4 separate regions of the Mus musculus genome follow, and all the other regions are linked to region 1. A link is a loop called in an ENCODE intact Hi-C map of the cell type or tissue named here. Cell type or tissue: heart. All regions are shown on one strand.

Evidence for each region. A loop is a pair of places that touch in the nucleus more often than their neighbours do. Peaks named below come from ENCODE experiments on the same cell type or tissue, not always from the same donor. Only the 100,000 strongest peaks of a DNase experiment are listed, where the experiment ranks them.
Region 2: it touches region 1 in a loop (5-fold over the local background); 10 of 42 quality-filtered maps call a loop at or near these places.
Region 3: it touches region 1 in a loop (7-fold over the local background); 19 of 42 quality-filtered maps call a loop at or near these places.
Region 4: it touches region 1 in a loop (5-fold over the local background); 22 of 42 quality-filtered maps call a loop at or near these places.

Annotation. Positions count from the first base shown.
Region 1 is chr7:68,300,308-68,305,307 of GRCm38, reverse strand. Fam169b (family with sequence similarity 169, member B) reads right to left here. Exons shown (of 9, transcript NM_001374636.1): 2 at 4,345-4,475; 3 at 657-756. Among named protein-coding and RNA genes, the nearest start is that of Gm16157, 26 kb to the right of the region's middle. In heart, a CTCF peak has its summit at 2,534 (motif pointing right); a DNase peak (open chromatin) is centred at 2,537; H3K4me3 peaks cover 787 bases.
Region 2 is chr7:68,221,521-68,226,520 of GRCm38, reverse strand. Igf1r (insulin-like growth factor I receptor) reads right to left here. Exons shown (of 21, transcript NM_010513.2): 21 at 1-501. The coding sequence ends at 120. Among named protein-coding and RNA genes, the nearest start is that of Pgpep1l, 40 kb to the left of the region's middle. In heart, no CTCF peak of the experiment used is centred here; DNase peaks (open chromatin) are centred at 2,950 and 4,490; H3K27ac peaks cover 422 bases.
Region 3 is chr7:67,801,413-67,806,412 of GRCm38, reverse strand. 4833412C05Rik (RIKEN cDNA 4833412C05 gene) reads left to right here and starts at 2,917. Exons shown (of 3, transcript NR_045954.1): 1 at 2,917-3,048. It overlaps Gm34350 (a long non-coding RNA gene), which reads right to left and starts at 3,224. Exons shown (of 3, transcript XR_391567.3): 1 at 3,053-3,224. In heart, no CTCF peak of the experiment used is centred here; a DNase peak (open chromatin) is centred at 2,712; H3K4me3 peaks cover 1,315 bases; H3K27ac peaks cover 3,000 bases.
Region 4 is chr7:68,126,459-68,131,458 of GRCm38, reverse strand. The region is part of intron 2 of Igf1r (insulin-like growth factor I receptor); the gene reads right to left. Among named protein-coding and RNA genes, the nearest start is that of Gm51488, 8.2 kb to the left of the region's middle. In heart, CTCF peaks have their summits at 1,403, 2,451 and 3,567; DNase peaks (open chromatin) are centred at 1,348, 2,158, 3,048 and 3,348; H3K4me3 peaks cover 2,259 bases; H3K27ac peaks cover 3,394 bases.

The DNA of each region.
Region 1 (5,000 bases):
CTAGCCAGTGCCCACAGCTCTGGAACGTCTGTTAATGGGAATAGCAAGAGTGAGCCCCAAAGCAGCTCTGGGTAGGGACTGTGGTCAGAGATATGCAAAATGATTCATGTCTCAAAAGAGATAAATAAGAATGGACCGCTGCATCCCTAGACATTGAAAATCCCCATATATTGTATACCACAAAATCAAGATTCCCGTTTTTAAAATCCAGGGTTCACTGGGCAGTAGTGGCATGTATCTTTAATCCCAGCACTTGGGAGGCAAAGGCAAGCAGATCTCTGTTGGTTTTGGGACCAGCCTGGTCTATATTTCAAGTTCCAGGATAGTGAGGGATACACAGAAGCGCTGTCTCAAAACAAACAAAAAAACAAAACAAAACTACAACAACAACAAAATCAGGCTCTATGTGCAGCTTGGTCATAGACACCATATCCATTAATAACTACCAGCACGGGGCTGGAGAGTTGACTCTATTAAGAGCACTAGCTGCTCTTCCAGAGGACACCAGGTTCAATTCCTAGCACCCACATAGCATCTCACAACTGTCTGTAACTCCAGTTCCAGGGACTCTGACTCCCTCACACAGGCAGACATGCAGGTAAAACACCAATGCTCATAAATGAACAAATCAATTAAAAAAAAAAAAAGCTACCAACCTGTCTTTGTGTCCTGGGGATTAACCAAACCCAGTATTTTATGTTGAGGTTCATCACGGTATATCGTGCAAAAACAAAGAGATGAAGTCTCAAGTCTGACCTAAAAAAAAAAAAAAAAAAAAAGGCAAATGAAATTACTGTTCTGCTCTCTCACGTCACTGAGGCAGGGGAATGACTTGCAATTACTCAGCCAAGTGCTCACAGAAGGAGCCCTGTTAGCAGGATGCAGGAAGAGCAGAGAAGAAAGCTTTAGCCACCCTGGATATGGTCTTGCGTTCTCTCTCTCTCTCTCTCTTTCTCTCTTTCTCTCTCTCTCTCTCTCTCTTTCTCTCTCTCTCTCTGACTCCTTCTCCATCCTGGACCTCCATAGACCTCAACCTGCAAGGCTGACAGCCTCACTCCACCTCACACAGACAACTATGGTGCCGTTCTCATCTTCTCGAGAGCCCTGGTAGCCTGGAGTAGATTGAGCCCAGGCTGTACCCCCCCCCCATAGATGTTCCTGCTGTCTGTGACCCTGGTACCAGCTCTGAAAGCAGCCTTGAAAATGTGTCCTCTGTCTGAGCCCTCCAGGCTCAGTCCTGTCCTTAAGCCCAAAGACTCAGTCCCAGGAGGTTTTGCTAGTCATCGGGAGGAAACAGATCACCTCTGAGGGCCACATCTAAGGCCCTCTTTGTAAACATCCAACCCTCTGCTCCCAGCTCCTGACACAAGAAGGCCAATACATTCCATGACCAACTTTGTTTTGAAAACTGAGACTATAGGAAAATTAGAGAAGAATGTGCAGCTGGGCCAGGCAGGCAGGTTCTTGTAAAAAGTTTACAGCGGACCACCACCGTTATAGAGAACTGTTTCCTGGCAAATCCCGGGGGGTGGGGGTGGGGGCGTGGGGGGTGGTAAGGACTGGCAACTATCTTGGGACCTCCCTCTTTTTTTCGGAGTGACCTATCCCAGGTTTTTTAAAGCAGGCAAAAATCTCAGCATTTGAAATGATGGGGAAGGAAGATTGCAAGTTCTTGAGCCAGTCTGGGCTACACAGCAAAACCCTGGCTCAAAAAATAAATAAATAAATAAATAAATAAACAAATAAATAAATAAATAAAAATGCACGTGGAAAGGAAAAATGTAAAAATAAAGAAACACATTAACATGTTTTTAGCAGTTAACCCCACATGGCTTTGCTCCCTCCGTCTTTCGTTGTAGCCCTTAAACACCATACAAATGAACATGTGCGTTTTTTAAACCAGAAAAAAAAAAATCAGCAAGTATTTTAAATGCAACGTCAAGACAAGAAAAAAATTAATTGTGAAACAAAGAAAGTCAAGACATGTTGCCTCCTCAAACCACTTCCTCGTCGTTCCTTTCAGCCAGAGAATCTTTGGATAGCAAAAGTCCCTGCCGTGTCGGCTGCGAGGAGGCTCACTCCTGGTGAGCAGGATTCAGTGTGCCAAATAGCACCCTGCTCCCTGCCCCTGTCCCTGCCCCTGTGTCCCTACTCACTGCTAAATAGTAGAGATCCAAATAATGGGTTTCACCTAGCTCCCTTCTCTTTAGGAAAGGAGGAAGGAAGAAGTCATGTTGGCATGTCATCTCACCTTCAAACATCTTCATGTCAGCAACTTTCTGTTTCTGTTAGTAACCTTAGCCTTATCCCTTCGATGAGCATGCTGCACGTTGGGGTTTATTTTCCTAAGTTATTCATAAGTATGAGTGTTGTAACAGCAGATTGTGGAAGCTGTGTCCAAAAACAAACAAACAAACGAAAAAACCTGGGGACACAGCTCTTCTTGCATCTCTCAAGCTCCCCCTGGCCACCAGCACCCAGCGATCAGTGTCCGATGGAGCCCTGTGTCTTTCTCCTACATCACCACTAGGGGGCGCTAAGAGCACACAAGGTCAGCAAGCGCCCACTGGGGCTCAACAGCTTGAGGTCCCCCACTGGAGGGGTATTCTTCTAAGAGGGACTTGCCTGTTAGCTCCGGACCTCCAAAATCTCAAGGAAGCCATGGTTTATAACTGCATATGCCGCTGTTTTCGTTAACTCTGGTACAAAAAGACGTCCCTCTACTAGCTCTGCCTGCCAGCCAGATCACAACCATTTCTGGCAGGAGTGAAATGATCCACACTTAAAACAAATGTGGATACTGCCTACTGTGAGGAAAACAGTCTTAGACAGTCGGGGTTGGAAGAGGGCACAGCCAGGGAAGTGCAAACTTGGTAAGCAGGAGGGCCTGAGTTTACTCCCACCATAGCATACACAAAAAGACAGGTAACGAAAAACCAAACAAAAAACAAAAAACAAACCACAGCTGGGCAGTGGTGGCGCACGCCTTTAATCCTAGCACTTGGGAGGCAGAGGCAGGTGGATTTCTGAGTTCGAGGCCACCCTGGTCTAAAAAGTGAGTTCCAGGACAGCCAGGGCTATACAGAGAAACCTTGTCTCAAAAAACAAAAACAAACAAACAAAAAAGGACAGATAAGATGCGCTGGGGAAATAGTGAGAGACCTTGTCTCAAAACACAAATCGGATTGTATATTGTATATAAATGCACTCTGAGGTTGTCCTCGAGATTCATGCATGTGTACATACGCAGGCACACACATAACACATATTTTTAAATCTTGCCACAATCCCAACGAATAAAATTTCTAGTTTTCTGTGTGTCCTCTTGCAGAACCTATTCACAATGCACAGAACCTCAGCAACACAAAAATATTGTAAGTGACACAGCTTCACTCCACGTCAAATGTCAGAACTGAATCAAACCTTGGAGGGCAGACATGAGCTACTCCCTCCCTTTAAAATGAAGAAACTGAGATTCAGCTGAGCATACACAAGCTCATTTAATCCTCATGCCAGCCCCACAAGGAAAGTGGTGCAATGCCCTGAATTCAGTGAGAACATCAAGATAAGAGAGGAGAAAACCCTTGAGAACCGAGCTCGTCCGTGATAGAAATGGGATTCCCACAGGTTATCTGGCCCACAGCTCACCAACTGGACCCACCAACAATATAAATAAAGACACGGAAACTCTTACACATTTTAAAGCTTAAGCCTTTAACTTGGGCTCAGTCCCAGCTATGCTAACCTGACTAATTCTGGCTTACATCCCACCCCACGGCCAGTCCTGCTAGATCCACACTCAGAACTTCAGATTTCTAGTGAAGGGTTTCCTTGAATGGCCCATCACCAGTCTGATAATTAATAAATATTCATCCTTCTGTACCTGCTGATTGGCTTTAACAAAGATCTGCCAGCCAATAGTAAAGCAGGAAGCGGAGGGCGGAACTTCCGGGCAGAGAAAGGGCTCTGGGAGAGGAAATCAGAAGCGAGAGATTCAGCCAGATGTGGTGGTGGATGGAGAATTCAGAGAACAAGAGATGTAGACCTGGCTATGCGGTAGGACGTAGGCCAGAATTAGTCAGGTTAGAATAGCTGGGAAAGAGCCCAAGTTAAAAGCCTAAGCTTTAAAATATATAAAGAATTTCTGGGTCTTTATTTATAGAGCTGGGGGGCGGGGGAGTTCGGGTAAGTACCTTTATACGAATTCTTTCGTATTCCCTCCAGAAGTTTCGTTTAATCAGTGTGTTGGTCTTTGTTCTTCTAAATCTGAGATGTTGTTTCTATGACATCTCTCTTTCTAAGTTAGATTGGGCAGAGCCCTCCTCTAAGAAAAGTTAAACATACCTGCTCCCCAGTGGAAAGGGAGATAACCTCTGCTGAGGTCTGGGCTCCTTCCCTGAGCATCTCATAGTAAGCCTCGGCTGCTGCCTGATAGCCCTCCGCGTCATCCTCCAGGATGTCCACAGGGTAAGCCTCTGTAGGAGAAAAAAAAAACGGGATAAAATTAATTTTACACTGTCACTAAAAGGAACGTTAATTATTTCAATTTTTGGTTTGGTTTTTTTTTTTTTTTTTTAAGACAGGTTTTCTCTACGTAGTCCTGGCTGGCCTGTAGCTCAGACTATAGACCAGGCTAGCCTCAAACTCACAGAGATCTATCTGCCTGCCTCTGCCTCCAGAGCACTGGGATTAAAGGCTTGCACCTGGCTATTTCAAGGGTGTTTGTTTGTTTATTTGGTTGGTTTGGTTTTTTTGGTTTTCTTGTTTTTCGAGACAAGGTTTCTCTGTGTAGCCCTGGCTGTCCTGGAACTCACTTTGTAGACCAGGCTGGCGTCGAACTCAGAAATCCGCCTGCCTCTGCCTCCTGAGAGCTGGGATTAAAGGCGTGCACCACCACGCCCAGCTTATTTCAAGTTTTTAAAGGAATAGTTTGGTTTAATAATTATGGTCAGGACTGGAGAGATGGCTCAGTAAAGGGCTCCCCATGCAAACAGGAAGAC
Region 2 (5,000 bases), 79 kb after region 1:
CTGAGGTACAGGAGGCTTGTGAATAGATTGTTACAACCTGCTCTCCCCTCCCCGCCCCCCCGCCCACCGAGTGGGCGCACACACGTTACTGTTGGCGCGTGCTTCGGTGTGTCCGAGGATCAGCAGGTCGAGGACTGGGGCAGAGGCAAGGCCCTCTCGTTGGCGCGTCCCCCGTTCATGTGAGCGTAAGGCTGTCTCTCATCAAAACTGGCGCGGAGAACGAGCACGCCAGGGCCCGGGCCATTCTCAGCCTTGTGTCCTGAGTGTCTTTCAGGCAGAGGCAGGGAGGCTGAGGAGGCCGAAGGGTCCAGTGGGACGCTCTCCATGTTCTCAGGCTCCATCTCCAGCTCCTCTGGCTCGGGAGGCTTGTTCTCCTCGCTGTAGTAGAAGGAGACCTCCTGGAAGCTGGGCTCCATCTCATCCTTGATGCTGCCGATGATCTCCAGGAAGGAGGGCCGCATCTTGGGGTTATACTGCCAGCACATGCGCATAAGTTCAAACCTAAGGGAGTGATGGGGAAGAAAGGAATGAGCTGCCAGAGAGACCCAGAAGAACTGTACCACCTCTGCACTCTCTGCTTCCCATCTGGATGCCTCTGGCATCCTGCCATGTATCTTGCCCAGAACCCAGGCCCAGCCACAGTGCCAAGCCCAGACTCACTTCAAGTCTTGGTTCACCGATTCCACCATGGACGGTTGTATTAATGATAGCACTGCTAAGAGATAAAACCCACTTCCTGTCTAAGCACCTCTTCTGGCCACACATTAACCAGAAGAGGAAACCTCTCTCTCTCACTAATGAGAATCACAGCTTTCCTGACAGGCACCATTCTCTGTATCTCACACCAGGGCTATTTCTAAGTTTCTTCCTGGCACCAGGGCGCCCCTGGCAGTGGGCCTGAGGGAGGAGGCGGCAGGGGTGCTAGACAGACGGAGCACATATCCCAAGCTTGCTATCTCACGCCAGCACCTGCTCACTGAGGATGTCCCATGAAGGAAGATCCCTGTCTTGAAGATGTAGGATGCCCAGGAGCAGAGTTCTAATAGAAACTTCAAGTCGGATGCCAACGAACCAAGGGAAGTCCTAAGCATCATTTTCTTCTACAAACAAGGCCAAGGTAAAAACAGTATAAAGCCCATGACGTACCTCCATCACTCCCACAAGGTCACAAACCTTTGCAAAGCTTCCTCGTCCTCGAGAGTTACATGGGCCAGCTGGCACACAGGACAGAAGAGAAAGGCTGCTCATGCAGCCACCGTCCTGACCAGCAAAGGCCTGGGAGTAGACAGTGGAGGAGACCCTAAGCAAGTGAAGGTGTGTATTGCTGACACGTGCAAGGCCATGTCAAGGACCCCAATGCCCCAGTCCCATGGGAGTGGCAAAGTCTACCCCAGTGATGCTTGCTTAGAGAGATGGTAAAGCCTTCCCCTGAGGTCCGAGTTGCAAGTGCTGACAGTGTGTGCAGAATATGTCCACTGTCACGTCCTTCCCCTGGAAGTTTACAGCCTCAAGACGGCTTCCCTGCAGAGATGGCTAAACCTGCCTCCATGTTCAGCTGTATATAATAATCCTGCTTCCTTGTTTATCTGCATGCAGTAATCTGCCTCTCTGTTCAAATATATACGCTAAACATACTGAGCTTCCAGAGCCCAGTCCACGCAGTCCCCGTTTCTCTATACCCAAGTGCACACTCTTTGTTCATTCCCTTGATGCCCTCGTCAAGTCATAGTTCTGCAACCCAGGCCATGCAGTGAACCACACCTGGGCTCTGACGGATGGACAGACACACAGGCCCGACAGAAAACAAGGACAGGGTGGTCATGATTCTGAGGGAAAGGGGTACCTAGCAGCTCTCAATCACAGGCGTGTGAGACCAAAGCACTCTCCACCTATGCTCCTCCAGGAAACTGTGTTTTATAAAAACTCCTGGCTCAACAGACGCTTTACACTAAAACCCACAAATGGAAGTTCGAACATATAGGAATCTCAAAGCACCCTGAACAGGCTTCTAACATTCTACCAGGCTGATCACTGGGCCACCAGGACACTTCTTTACAAAGCAAATAATCCCACAGGGGTAAAGGCGTGTGAAAGCAACCTATTGGTAGGCATGAAGTTGCCTGTGCAGAGAAAGCCACTCTTGCCCATCTGGCCAGCTTCCTTGGACTCTGTAGGATCAAGTCAGGCCAGGTGGAAGGTAGTTATCTTAAAACTGAAAAAAGGTGCATTGGAGATCCACCTCCAAGAATTAAGCACTCTGGAGGCCCAGGGTGAAGCCAACCAATTACAGCGGAGCCAGGTGCAGCTTGGAGCCTGTTGTTAGCGGAATTGTACCAGAGCAGAGCTGGTTACACAGCACCTGTGGCTGTTTCTAAGCTCCTTTGTAGGCTGAGTAGTTGAGACAGCGGCTGTTTAGCTAGGAACCTTACAATATTTACTGCCTACTCCTCTGGAGGTAAAGAAAAATCCCAATTAAGTGGCCAATGTCTCGACGGAGGAAAACAAACTGGACCAAAGACCAGGCTAACTAGGTATTCTCACTGGCTCTAAGTGACTGGTCCTAGTGGCACATGACAGGTTGCAGGTAGGTACTAAAAGCTCTAGGCCCGGGAGTCACGTCAGTCCCCGAGAGCCAGAGATGTCTCTTTACTCCAATGATTACAACACATCCTCATTGTATGCATAAGGGAAAAGCACCAACCACAGCATTTGATCATTTGTCTGAAGTCACACAGGGAGTGAGCTGGAACGGCGTGAGGCTGTCAGACAATGCAGCTTTACTGTAAGTAACCATGGTCTTGCTAGCAGACGGCGCTCTCCCGACTGTCTACAGACAGTCAGATCTCCTGAGCCGGCTTGCTCTGGTTAGCTGCTGCAGAAGCTTGTTCTCCCCGGTCCCCATCATTTCCCGAAGGATTAATCGGAATGGGAAGCAGACACAAGGAGCTTAGCTCCGTGGCCAGGCTGCAATTTCCTCTCTGGCTGACAGGCCTAGCCCTGAATAGAAAAGTGCAACCGGGGGCAAGAACATGAGATGTGTCTGGCCCCAAGCCCCGTGGCCAGGGGTGGGGGGTGGGGCTGAGGAGGTGCCACGGGCAGGGTAGGGATGAGGTGACATCAGTAAAAACAAGCCATGTGATGCCTCTTTTAAATCATCCCAGAGTCAGCCCTTCCAGGGCTGCCCATAAAAGGAAGTCTTTTTTGCTCTGTGCGATTTAAGACCTTGTTTTTTTTTTGTTTTGTTTTTTTTAAATACTCTTTCCACAAGAAAACTCTCCAGTAGACTCTGGGATTAATAAGCTGATAAAATGCTCCCTCTAAAAAGCACACTTTAAAACCACTGGACAGCTCTGATGAGCTGGAGCCGCGATTTACAGAATATGTCCCTCTGTGAAGGTGCACACCTATCCCTCTAGAAGTGAGTGCTATCCTGGGGTGTACGCCCACCGCTATGCCCATTCCTCACTTGGCTTCTGAGCCCCCAAGCACACCCCGTGTCTTCAGCTGGACAGGCTGCCATCTATGTGAGGCACTGGCAAACTGAAATATGCCCAGGACCTCATGTATACAGTACCCCTGCTGCCGCCTGTTAGTACTGTACCAGGTAGTAGTGACTCTTAGCAGGGATCAGACTTTCAGAAGGGCCTACGGGACTGAGTGGGTCCTCCTCTAGCATCTCAAGCAACTAAGGTTGTTTTAGGGCCAGGACCTAGACGGGGATGCTATATAGCCCAGTTGCTGGCACACAGTCGATGCCAGGGACCGTCCAGCAGACACTGTCACCTGCCTGTGATGACTCTATTCAATTTATCTCGACAAAACCAGACTGGGATTCCCAGCCTCCTGGGGGTGGAGAGGAAAAGTACAGAAGTAGTCAGATTGGACTGAGTATGTCTCAGCTGCATCTGAGCTGGTGACGCTCGGCTAGTAAAACGTTCAAGTTCCTTCCTGAATCCCGCATCCCGAAGACTTGGCATGTGAGCTCTGGAGATGTTAATGGATCAAATGGATCAATTCTGTGGCTGAGCTTACATCGTCGTCCCATTCTGCAGCACGAGGGCTGGAACCTGTTTCAGGATCTCCAGGTTCCGTGAACTCTGGGACTGGCCCCTGACCTCAGCAGGGTTCACTGACAAATCTGTGTCCAAAGCCCTGAAACCCAGGGGTAAAGATGGGAATGATAGGCTCCCCTGACCCAGCCTCACAGAATTTGCTAGATCAATTCAAACTGAGCTATTGCACTGACAGTCAGACCTGGATACCCTGGTGTTTGGTGGCAGCCTTTCCTCTAAAGCTAGAACACTTTGTAATACACAAGGCTGGATACTTAGCTACTCCTGAAGCAGACTGGTTCATGTGTAGGGACGACGAGACCAAAGCATGGCCAGAGAAAGGGCTGTTCCTGCCTCAGAACCACACCATGGAAGTCCTTCCTCTACGTGTGAGACCCAACAGGCTTCAGACTACTCCCAAGAGTGTTTGCTTACTGTGCCAAAAAAAAAAAAAAAAAATCCTTTCACAGAACACATCTTCCTCTCATCAGCGTCTCAGCCAAATCAGGGCACCACACTCCCTACTGGAGCAGCCCGGCTCCCTTCCCTTCACTCTGTTCTTTTCTTAGAAAGGAGACCGATCTGCCAAGGGGGTTCTGAATGGCAAAGCAAAAAGGCCTCCTGAATCAATCATTTCGCATCCAAGAGCGGCCTCCGTGTGTAAGCTTCCTCCTCTCTATGCTGGGAACAGGAAGTCCACTGCCTTTCCCATAGCAGGTGGCTCCTTCCCAAGCATATTAAATTCATACCAAAAAAAAAAAAAAAAATCCAGGCAGCTGGGGATGGATCAACTTCAGGAGTTCCATGAGTTTCTCAGACAAATGTTTGCTCCAGCATAAAAGAAAAGAAAAAAACCAACAATACCTCTCCTGTGACCAGGCCCAAACCACAGGAACAAAACTCACACCTGCTCTTTTGAACGGTTTCTCAGCTCGTGAGACAGTGCTG
Region 3 (5,000 bases), 500 kb after region 1:
TTCTGACAACCTGGGCCTAAAGGGGGGCTCTGTGTGGCTGTAGGGATCTAAGCAGATGAAAGGCAGTCAGGATACCCTTGGGCAGCTACAATGTTTCCTCCTCCACTAAATCTTGAAGGTAGGCATCCTGTGCACCCCATAGGCTGGACAGTGCTACCAGCCTTGCACCCCATTAGCAGCTACCACACAAAGTTTAAAGTGCGTACCTCAGGCTTTGCAGCTGCCCCACCCCCCATCCCCCACGCGCCAAGTTCATCACTGGGCACCACTGCCCTTCCAAACAAGGATCATCCTTAAGAGGATGGTAATTCAACCTACCTCAAGGCATGCACAGAGGGCAGAATCCAGGCAACCGAACAGAACCAAATCAAGACTTGAGGACTAGCTTATGGTGGGATCAACCTCAGAATGAAGAGCAGAACAAGCCAACACTTGAGTTGGCCGGCACACATAGGAAGGGACAAGCCATGCTGTCATGGTGCAGGCAAACCACAACTGCTCCTGATATAGGGACTGGGTTCTGGGATGTCACAACCAACCTAGACAGCCAGTGAGAGTGCTGTCATTCAAGCTGGCTCCAGAGAGGAGCAGAGGATCCTTCAAGGAGAGCCAGGCTGACCTCCTGTGACATAAAACAGAAATGCCACAGAGGCCACTGAAGGCAGTCACGAGCCTGTGCAATTGGAGGTTTGGTGAACCATCTGGCTATCAGTGGAGTTTTGAATGACTGTAACCAATAAAACAAAGACTGTGGAGCAGCCTGTTCCTGGATAGCCTTTCGGGAACTCCCCACACACGCACGCACTTACTATGTGGCATGCTGAGTGAATTCTTAGAAACCAGGAACCCACCCAAATTAATAGGAACAGCTTCAAAACTGTCTCACGGAAAATAAAGATGTTCCTTGGATTTAATCTTGTTCGCACAGACTTTAAGATAAAAGAGAGGAAGGGGAAGAAGCAGAAGAGGAAGAAGGAAAATCTCAATGTGTGAGATTGCTGTATAATCCCAGCACTGGGGGACAGACAGACAGACTGCTGGGGCTTGCTGATCAACCTAAGGGAATATAGGTGGGCAGCGCCTGAGAAAGGAAACTGAACTTGTCCACTGCCCTCCACTAGAACATGTCCCCACATATATACATGCAACACATACAAAGAAATGCAACCAGGTACCGTAGGATGTAAGGCAAGCATGAACCTGTCACCCCAATAATTTTCAAAAGTTGTCCATAATTGTGTGACTCAGAAAACTGATGTCTTCCCAGGTGAAGAAACCCAAAGTGGGAGGTCATTAGGGTCCCTGTCAGGAGGCAGATGGGGAAGAGCTTAGACTTGTCGGCTTCTCTTTGGAGCCATCAACAACCAAGCAACAAGAACCGGTGCTGCAGACTGACCACCTAGGAGCCATTTTGGAGGTCAGTGAAAGTCCAGGAAGAGGGTCTACTGTTGATCCATCTTTAAAACGTCTCTGTGCTCTGTTTTGAATGCAATTTACCCATTTTATGCTTTGCCTCCATGTATGTATGGGCACCACATGCATGCTTGGCACCTGAGGCGATTGGAAGAAGACATCGCTTGGAACTGGAGTTGCAGATGGTGGAGAATCACCTTGTGTATGCTGGGAATCCAGCCTGGGTCACCTACAAGAGCTGCAAGTGTTCTTAACCACTACAGCCCAAATCTTGGCGTTTTGTTTTTGTTTTTGTTTTTGTTTTGAGACAGAATGTAATTATATAGCCCTGACTGGCCCTCTAGGCTCAAACTCACTAAGCCCCCTGCTTCCTGAGTGCTGGGATGAAAGGCAAGTGTTAAAGTGTTGGGAGGCCACTATGCCCTGCCAGCTCCCTGTGATACCCCTGGGCTTTACCTGGAGGAGTCACTGGAAGGGGCGGCGGCAAGGGTGGGGGTGGGGGGCGTGCGTGCGTGCGTGCGTGTGTGTGTGTGTGTGTGTGTGTGTGTGTGTGTGTGTGTGTGTGTGTGTGTGGCAGTTCTCAATCACTGAAACAAACATTGGCTTTGGGGAACCAGCATTGTCCATTACTGTTGGGGTGACCAGAGCCTTTCTAACCTCAAGATAAAATGGTGGCAATTGTTCTCTTGCAGGAAGGTGTAGGAAAGGAACCAGCCACGTGGCGGTTCGAACTTAAAAACTCTTCGGGCCACAAGGAGGAAAGTGGGTCGCTTCACACCCCCAGGCTCACGGAGAGGCAGGAAGAGCAAGGAGGAGGCGGGGGGGGGGGGGTAGAGAGGAGATTGAGAGGAAAAAGGATGGGCAAGAAAGCGAATCTCCCAGCTGGTGCAGAGCCCCACACGGTGCCTTACTGACACACATCCAGAGATTCGAGTCCCCTGAACCCGCGTGGGTGACTTTGAAGCAGATTCCCGCCTGGCACAGCGCACTCTCCAGCCGCTCACGTGAAATCCATCAAGGCAAAGTCACACCCTACAGCCAGAGCAATTCGGGAAGCTTGACTCTCCCACAAACAAGGTATTGGGCTCTTTCCTCCCCATTCCCTTCCTCTGAAGCTTAGCTTCTCCCTCCGCATCACTGTCCACGTGCGGACTCATAAGGCGCCCACCCCCATCCGGGCGGGTCCCCACCCTAGGGCATTGGATCCTGCGGGTTGTTTACCAGCTGGCCATCTCCCCAGACCCTGCGCGGTGCCGCCACCTGCCGGTGGGAGACTGAACTGCACCCGCGGGTGCGGGCCAGCAACTGCGGGCTGATGACCCAACGCCGCAGGCATCCGAGGATAACCTTTCCCCTTTCTTTCCAAGACCAAATAAGGGGGCTCTTGCCTCTGTGAGCTGTGCCTGTGGCGGTTAAGCCAAGGGGCGTGGAAAGGAGGATCCCAGAACGAGGCTGACAGTCAGCTAAACAACCCACTACATTGTTCCCTCCCCACATGGCCTCCTCCCTGCTCCCCGGCAGTCCCCACATGCAGCAGCAGACTAGTGGGTAGAACTGCAGGGGTATGGAGACATCCCGAACTTCAGCAGCAGCAGTCCCAGCACCCCGCCCCCAACCTCAGGCATGAAGAGCAAGGTACCTGCAGTAGCTTACTCCTGGGTGTTGCCCAAGCTCAGGACCCTCGGGCCTGGGGGTCAGTAGGGCTGAGAGAAGCCTCAGACCTTGGGGAGGGGCGAGAGAGGTGACACTTGTAGAGGAGCTAGACAGGGCTGTCAGACCTCTGAACCTTGGCATCACCCACACAGAGGGAGTCACAGTGGCTGACAGTGTTCAGTAACCACAGAAACCAAGATTTGACCTATATTTTCAAACATGGCCTCGACTCCAGCTTCCCCTCCTTGAAATCGTAGTGAAAGCGTCTGACTTGACTTGTTATGAATGCTCCTCTTGCTTTAGATTCCAGAAGGCCACCCAGAAGGCAAATCAAGAAACCTCACTAGATGGTTTGTGGATAACGGGAGGGTCCTGATGGGTTCCAGGAAGGAGTCAGAGGCTCTCCTCGTTCACTACCTCTTACCGATCACAGTGGTGACTAGATGATTGCGCTCATGTATGTGCTTTTTGACTGTGTGCACTTTGGGTGTTTTGAGTGATGAAACAGAGGGGAGCAAACCAACACTTTGGTCAGGATGACAGAGTGCTTATAGCCTGTCCGATCCGAGCCTTGATTGAGCGCTCCCTGGGTGCTAACCACTGTTCTGAATATCCCACATCATTACCATCTGCAGGTACCTCTGCTACGGGGAAGGACCACGCCTTCAGAAACACAGCCTTCCTCCTACCACCCAGCCAGGTCACTAACTGGATTCAGGCTCAGGCCTTGGGGTTCCAGAGTGTATATACCCTTGACCCAAACCCTAAATGTTCATTAATAGGGATTTGATTCGTTTACTGTACACCCATGTAATGGAATCGTCTTTGGCTGCTTAAATGGGATGTAGACTAGGAATAATTGTCAGAGGCCAAATATCCACCACACACTGTTAAATGGACACAGCAGGGAGTCAACAGCGTGTATAAGTGGATCTTGTCCTGTGGCTGTTCAGAGGGGACTCATGGCAGCACTAAACTGTGGGCCTTGGTGGGTGGCGGAACTTTAGGTGGCTAATTTTACAGGGATGCTTTCTTCCTTCATTGCTGAGCTCTTTGTGATCCACTGTCAAGGCCGTGAATAAATCCCCCACAAAGTCTTCCCTGATCCCCCGAATTGGACACTAACGACCCCCGTGTCCCTCTGGTGTGGGAACTTGCGTGGGATGGTTTCTTAGTTACATAAGCTCTCGGCTCTATTGCCAGCTGAACTGATGACTTTGGAAGGGAGACATGAGCGGTGTCTCCGGTTTCCATGTTTCCTTTGTATCCTCTGTGGGATTCAAATATTTACCTATAGTTTGGCGTCACCCAGTGCTGATGGGAGGACCCAGTGAAGAATTAATTCCATAATTAGTTGTTTGATGTTGGCCTTCTTTTAGTTCAATAAGTTCCCAAGGACAGAGACATGCTTTTCCTAGTCAGCTACATGTCCTGACACTAGGTCTGCCATAGCACACAGCCTGTAGGTACTCCATATAGGTTTACTATGCAAATGAGCATAGCCCTTCGTCTTAAGGAAGCAAAATGGGAGGGTTCTCTATGTCCAGATGTACTATCAAATAATTAAGCATCTCTACAAGGCAGAGACTCTTAGTAGGAACTGGTTCTGGCTAGCAGGGCAGAAAGGGACAGTTTGGAACTGACAAGAAGGCAGAAGAGGCTTTAAAAACTGGGCAGGAAACAAAGGAAATCAAGCTGAAGGAAGACCTAGTCAGAGATACTAGGAAATAGCAGCTGGTTCCAGCACCCCTGAGCACCGTTCCCTGCTCCCACAGATGTTGCCAATGTATCCAGATGCTGCTGCAGTGGCAGATCCTGGCTTGTCACTGCCTTTTGGATCCTTTACCTGAGACTCCTGGTGTCCAGTGAAATCAGCTGGCTAAAGCCAGAGCCATGTACCTAGTGATGTACTGGCTGGTACTTAATCTGCATGC
Region 4 (5,000 bases), 170 kb after region 1:
ACCCCTCCCCCTCCCCCCCAGCTCTGCATGCTCAACTGAGGACGTGCCACTTGGCACGCTGGCACTCTCCTACAGGAAAACATACTTTGGCTATTCAGACGTGACTTCCTGGCACTCGGAAGCTGTTGGCATGGAAAAATTAACAGGCTGACTTGGCCAGGGAGGAACGGTTAACACAAATCACCAGGAAAAGATGAGCCCTGAGCAAGCGGGAGGTTTGAGGGAAGGGTCACGGAAAAAAGAAGGGGTAAGACACATTTGTCAGGAGTCCCAGGCTGGTACCAAGCCCACTGCATGACAAAGGTCATTGAGCCCTCACAGCCATACACAGACATCACGGCTTTCCTTTCAGGCAGTGGACAAGGAGGCTAACGGAGGTGAACTTACTTGGCCTGGATGAGGCAGCTAATAAGGGACAGGAGCTGGTACACACATCATCACAACATTCTTCATTACGGTCTCTTTCTGCCTTCAACCCCTTGCCCAGTTTGTAACTTCATAAGGTGGGGTAATGATGCCAGGAACTTTGTAGCCCTGAGGCAGAACTCTGCCCCAGCTGTGGCCTTCGTAACCTCCCCTTACTACAAGCGACACAGCCACCTCCACTCAAATCCTGACGACAGCTCAGTATATAACGGTAGCGTGTTACATACTAACTTGGTCATTTTGGGGAAAGCTGCTTGTGTGTGTAAAGGGGGGGGGGTGGTTTGGGGCTTGGGATCAAACAAATGAGTAAGTAGGAAAAAAGACCAACCATCCACTGAGATCCTAACCAGGCTTTCATAACTTAAGACTGGAGTCTTCCACAAACTCACACAGGTAGCCATAGAAGCTACTCCTGGAAATCCAATCCTGGCCAGAACATGCTAGGGCCACCCACATTCCTACCTGCAGCAACCTTCCTTTCTCCCTCAGCATCAACCCTAAGATCCTCCAGGGCTCTGTAGCTCAGTAACTTTGCAGGGTGTTAAGTCTAGAGGAGCCCAGAGGTCCGTGGCCTCCCATGTGGGGGTTACAATTCCTACAACCTTAAATCCTGTAAAGCGTGCCCACAAGGTCCTTCAGCTTCTCGCCAGAACTTCCAAACCTTGCCTTTACACTTAACAAAGCTTCCTACTAAATATCTACACCAAATTTCCGTACATTAGTTTTTCTTTCTGCTTGTGAAAGGGGTGGTGGTGGTGGTGAAACTAGTCAAGATCGGATATCCTCTGCAATACCAGCTTCTAGAAAAGAGCGTTTTTGAATGGGATGCCACGTGCTGTGTTTTGCCATATTGCCTGCGCTTCCTGCTTGGAGCCAGAGTAACAGAAACCTTGGGCACTGGGAACTGTTCCGTGCCACGCAAATTCCACTCCGTATCTTCCAGGCAACCCTGTCGCAAATAATTCATGTCCACTACGCCCCTACCACACAGAATACAACTACATTGTGCTGCTAGAAATGGGAAACCTGATTCAGATCAGAGAAGGTAGAAAAACATTTAGTTCAACACAATACTGCCTTTATGAAAAGGGGCGTGCGCCGGGTGGTGGTGTAAATCCCAAACCTGTAAGTGGGGATAGATTTCAAGACGAATTTTGGAAGAAAATGCAGAATCAAAATAGCATCCAGCTTGACTCAGACCAGTAATAATAATAACAACAACAAAAACCCAGCCAGTCCTTCTAGAGCTACGCCTGTTTAGGCTGCGCGGTGCTCTTAATGGCCAGCCAGCCTGTTCTCCTGGGAAATGGTGCTGCTGCTACAGCGTGACTTGCTTTGCGTGCTGCAATAAAAGGAAAACAAGCTTGCACGACCCAATAGCTTCCTTCAGTTTGTGCCTAGCAGCGGGGAGAAAATTAAAAAAAAAAAAAAAAAAAGCCTGAAAAGGGGTCCTGAGGCAAGGTGAATGGAGGACAGGATCCTAGAGAACAGCACTGCCCTGCAGGATTTTTGTAAACAGCAGCCTGTAATGGCCACGGTTAGAGAAAGAAAAACAGACATGGAGGGAAGCGTGTTTACAACTGCAGCAAGGGCGGGAGGCGGAGGGAGGGATTCCCCGGCTCTGCGCTCGGCCCTCTTCACTCCGGTGGGGCCCCGGGGTTGGGCTGAGCTTCAGCTCCCCACCCCAATCCGTGCTTTCTTGGGGGGCCCCCCATCTTGTTTATGGGAAGGTTACTCCTCCTCGGCTCTGGTGATCGCGTCCCTAATACTCCAGCTGCATCCTTGCGGGATGCCAGCTTGACTGACAAGTCCTGCAGCCAATCGCTGGTTGGGCCCTTAGGAAAGGTGGAATTTCCCAACAAACTGATTGGCTGAGAGAGAGGGCGGGCCCTGGTGATTGGCGTGTTATTCCGAGTAGAAAGTAGTAAACAACCTTGGTCCAGGGGCGGTGGGGAGGGCGCCCGGTGCCAGCTCCCTCTGGCTGGCAGGGCGGGGTGGGGAAGCACCCGAGACAAAAGGAATCCTGGCTGCCACAGCGGGGAGGGCAGGAAGGGGGTGGCCCCAAAAGTCAGCACCTGGAGGCGTCGTTTGGAGCCCCCCCCCCCCCCCCCCCGAGCCAGAACTGCTGACTTTAAGCCACACATCGTTTTTTTGTTTTGTGCAGAACCTCAAAGGTTTTGTTTCCATCATTTTCACTTCTTGTATGGCTGACGAAGTCTCCAATGGAATGATAACCGATTTAGTCGCTTTTGTCCAGAAGCCCCTTCCTCACCGTCGAATAAAAATTTAAAATTGTCTTTTACGAAAGTTGCTTTAAATCACACACTAAAATTGTTGCACTATACAATACGCCATTAATGGCATGCTGGTGCACCAGACACACAGCTACATCTTTTGATAGCAAGTTTTAGGAGCTCTGAGCCTATTGGGAGCAGCTGGGATGGAGAACATACACAAAAAGAAACAACACATGACGGCGTTGGGACCACTTGATAAGAAATAAGCGGTTAACTTGCCTTGCCCATAGTATTTCTGGCAGTCTCACTTGAATCTCCCATTCCCTCACTCCAGCTTCACCATCCTTACAGGACCCCAGGCGGAGGAAACCATCTGCTCTTAGGATGGGGGGCTCTGCTCACCCCGCACATAAACATGCTCACAAGTCGCTATCCTGAGCAAGCCTCCTCAATGTAAAAGGGGACCAGGAGGCCAGCCAAGCCGGCTCTCTCCACTTCAATGCTTGTTGAATATACAGAGACCACGTTGTCACTTTTCACAATCAAGATATATCGGTATCACGATATATCGATAACGGGTACTTTATAGGAGATAACAGTGCAAACTGGCCACCTGGCATTCTCCTTTGCCATTCTAGTCCCTCACCTCTGCTATCTCCTATGGAGCCTGCCACAAGCAACCCCAGTAAATGTTCACCCCAAGTCACCTTTGCTGTATAAAACATGGATTTAGGCTTTCCTTGGTCCTTGCAGCCTGGCATCAGACCCCAAACCAGTAGCTACTTTCATTGTAGGCACCCTCCCTCTGGACACTTTGTTCTGTTCCCAGGTCCCTGCCCAGACCACACACATCATTTTACTCAACGTTGGTTTTTATGCTTTCTAGACTTTACCTCTGCCTGCCCAGGAGAGGCCACTGTTCTCCACCGTTCTCCCTGGCCCAGCTACCCCACTTCTTGCAGAAGACTGAAATTTGTTTTCTTAGCACTAAGTCTCTGATAGGGCTTTAATGCTGTATTTAGACTCCACTCCTACGTTAAGACCCTGAACTTCCTGAGGCCTGGAATGGTATTATCTTCAGATTTGGGTCTTCAGTGGAGATGGGCTTCTACTAAAGTGCCCGCTGCAAACTTGCCAAATATTTCTAGGATTCTTCCCTAGCATCCTGAGTATGCCTACCCCTGAAAATCTTTCCTTACACACGTGCAATTAATGTGTTTTCTCTGCTGGGTCAACAACTCTGTTTTCTCTACTTGGCAAATTTCCACTCTGCCTAAAATCACTTCCTCTCTTGGCATACCTTTCACAACCTCCCACCAACTACACTGTGTACCAAGAGCAGAGAGGTCTCTTTCCGTTCTTACTTCTCTGGCCAGAATTAGCTACAAAACTAGAACTAGCATGGTTTGTTGGTAAAGGAAGAGCGGAGAGGCAAAATTTCAGAAGTGGTATCACCTGTACATCTGCATAACCAACCCATTGCCATCTGTAGGGGTGAAGCAGCGCCATGCTCCGTTTGTGGCTGTGATGGTCTCCCCCTGCTTTCTGTCTGAAGGCCTCTGTCTCTGAGGTGGATTCTTACTCCCCCCTCCATCTCAATCAGAGATCTCCTCCTGGCTCTTATGCTATCAACTCTGCACATCCCCGATTCCTTTCCACCATGACACTGAACTGTCATCTCCTTTTCTATCTGACCAGTCACTGACTTGCTCACAGTTTAGTCTGTCCGCCATACAGCCATATCCAGTGTTCTAAGAATTGTGGGGTTCCACAGCTGGGGCTCAGTCTCTGCTTACGCCCTCATGTGACATCTGTCATCAACCCTCCATCTTTCTAAGCCTTTAATGGTGGAAAAGAGTAAACCTGTAGATAAAGAGTGGTACCAGATTTCACCTTAAGATTACAGATACTTGTTTGTGAATAGAATTTGTTCTGGTACAGGCAAATGCACGGTTTAAAATCAAAACTAACAAAATATACAGTATATTAGCTGGGAACAAATAGCCAACTAAAGCAATGTAAAGCTGGGAGTCTGTATTCTGGCTCAAAGCCCATCACGGTGAGGCAAACATGATGGCCTGAGCTTCAGGATGCTCATTACCACACTGCATCCTCAGTCAAGAAGCAGAGAGAACTGGTTCCCAGGACAGGGGCTGGTGCTGCCTAAGTCTTGGTCTTCCCGTCTTTAAGTTAACACGGCCCTTGGCAGGCATGCCTGAAGCTTGACTTTTCGGTGATTACAGACCCTATCAAACACCATAAATAATAACACCACACATATATTACATATATAAAAACTATAACACAGAACACTCAATTGGCTTTCAGTAAGTGGGC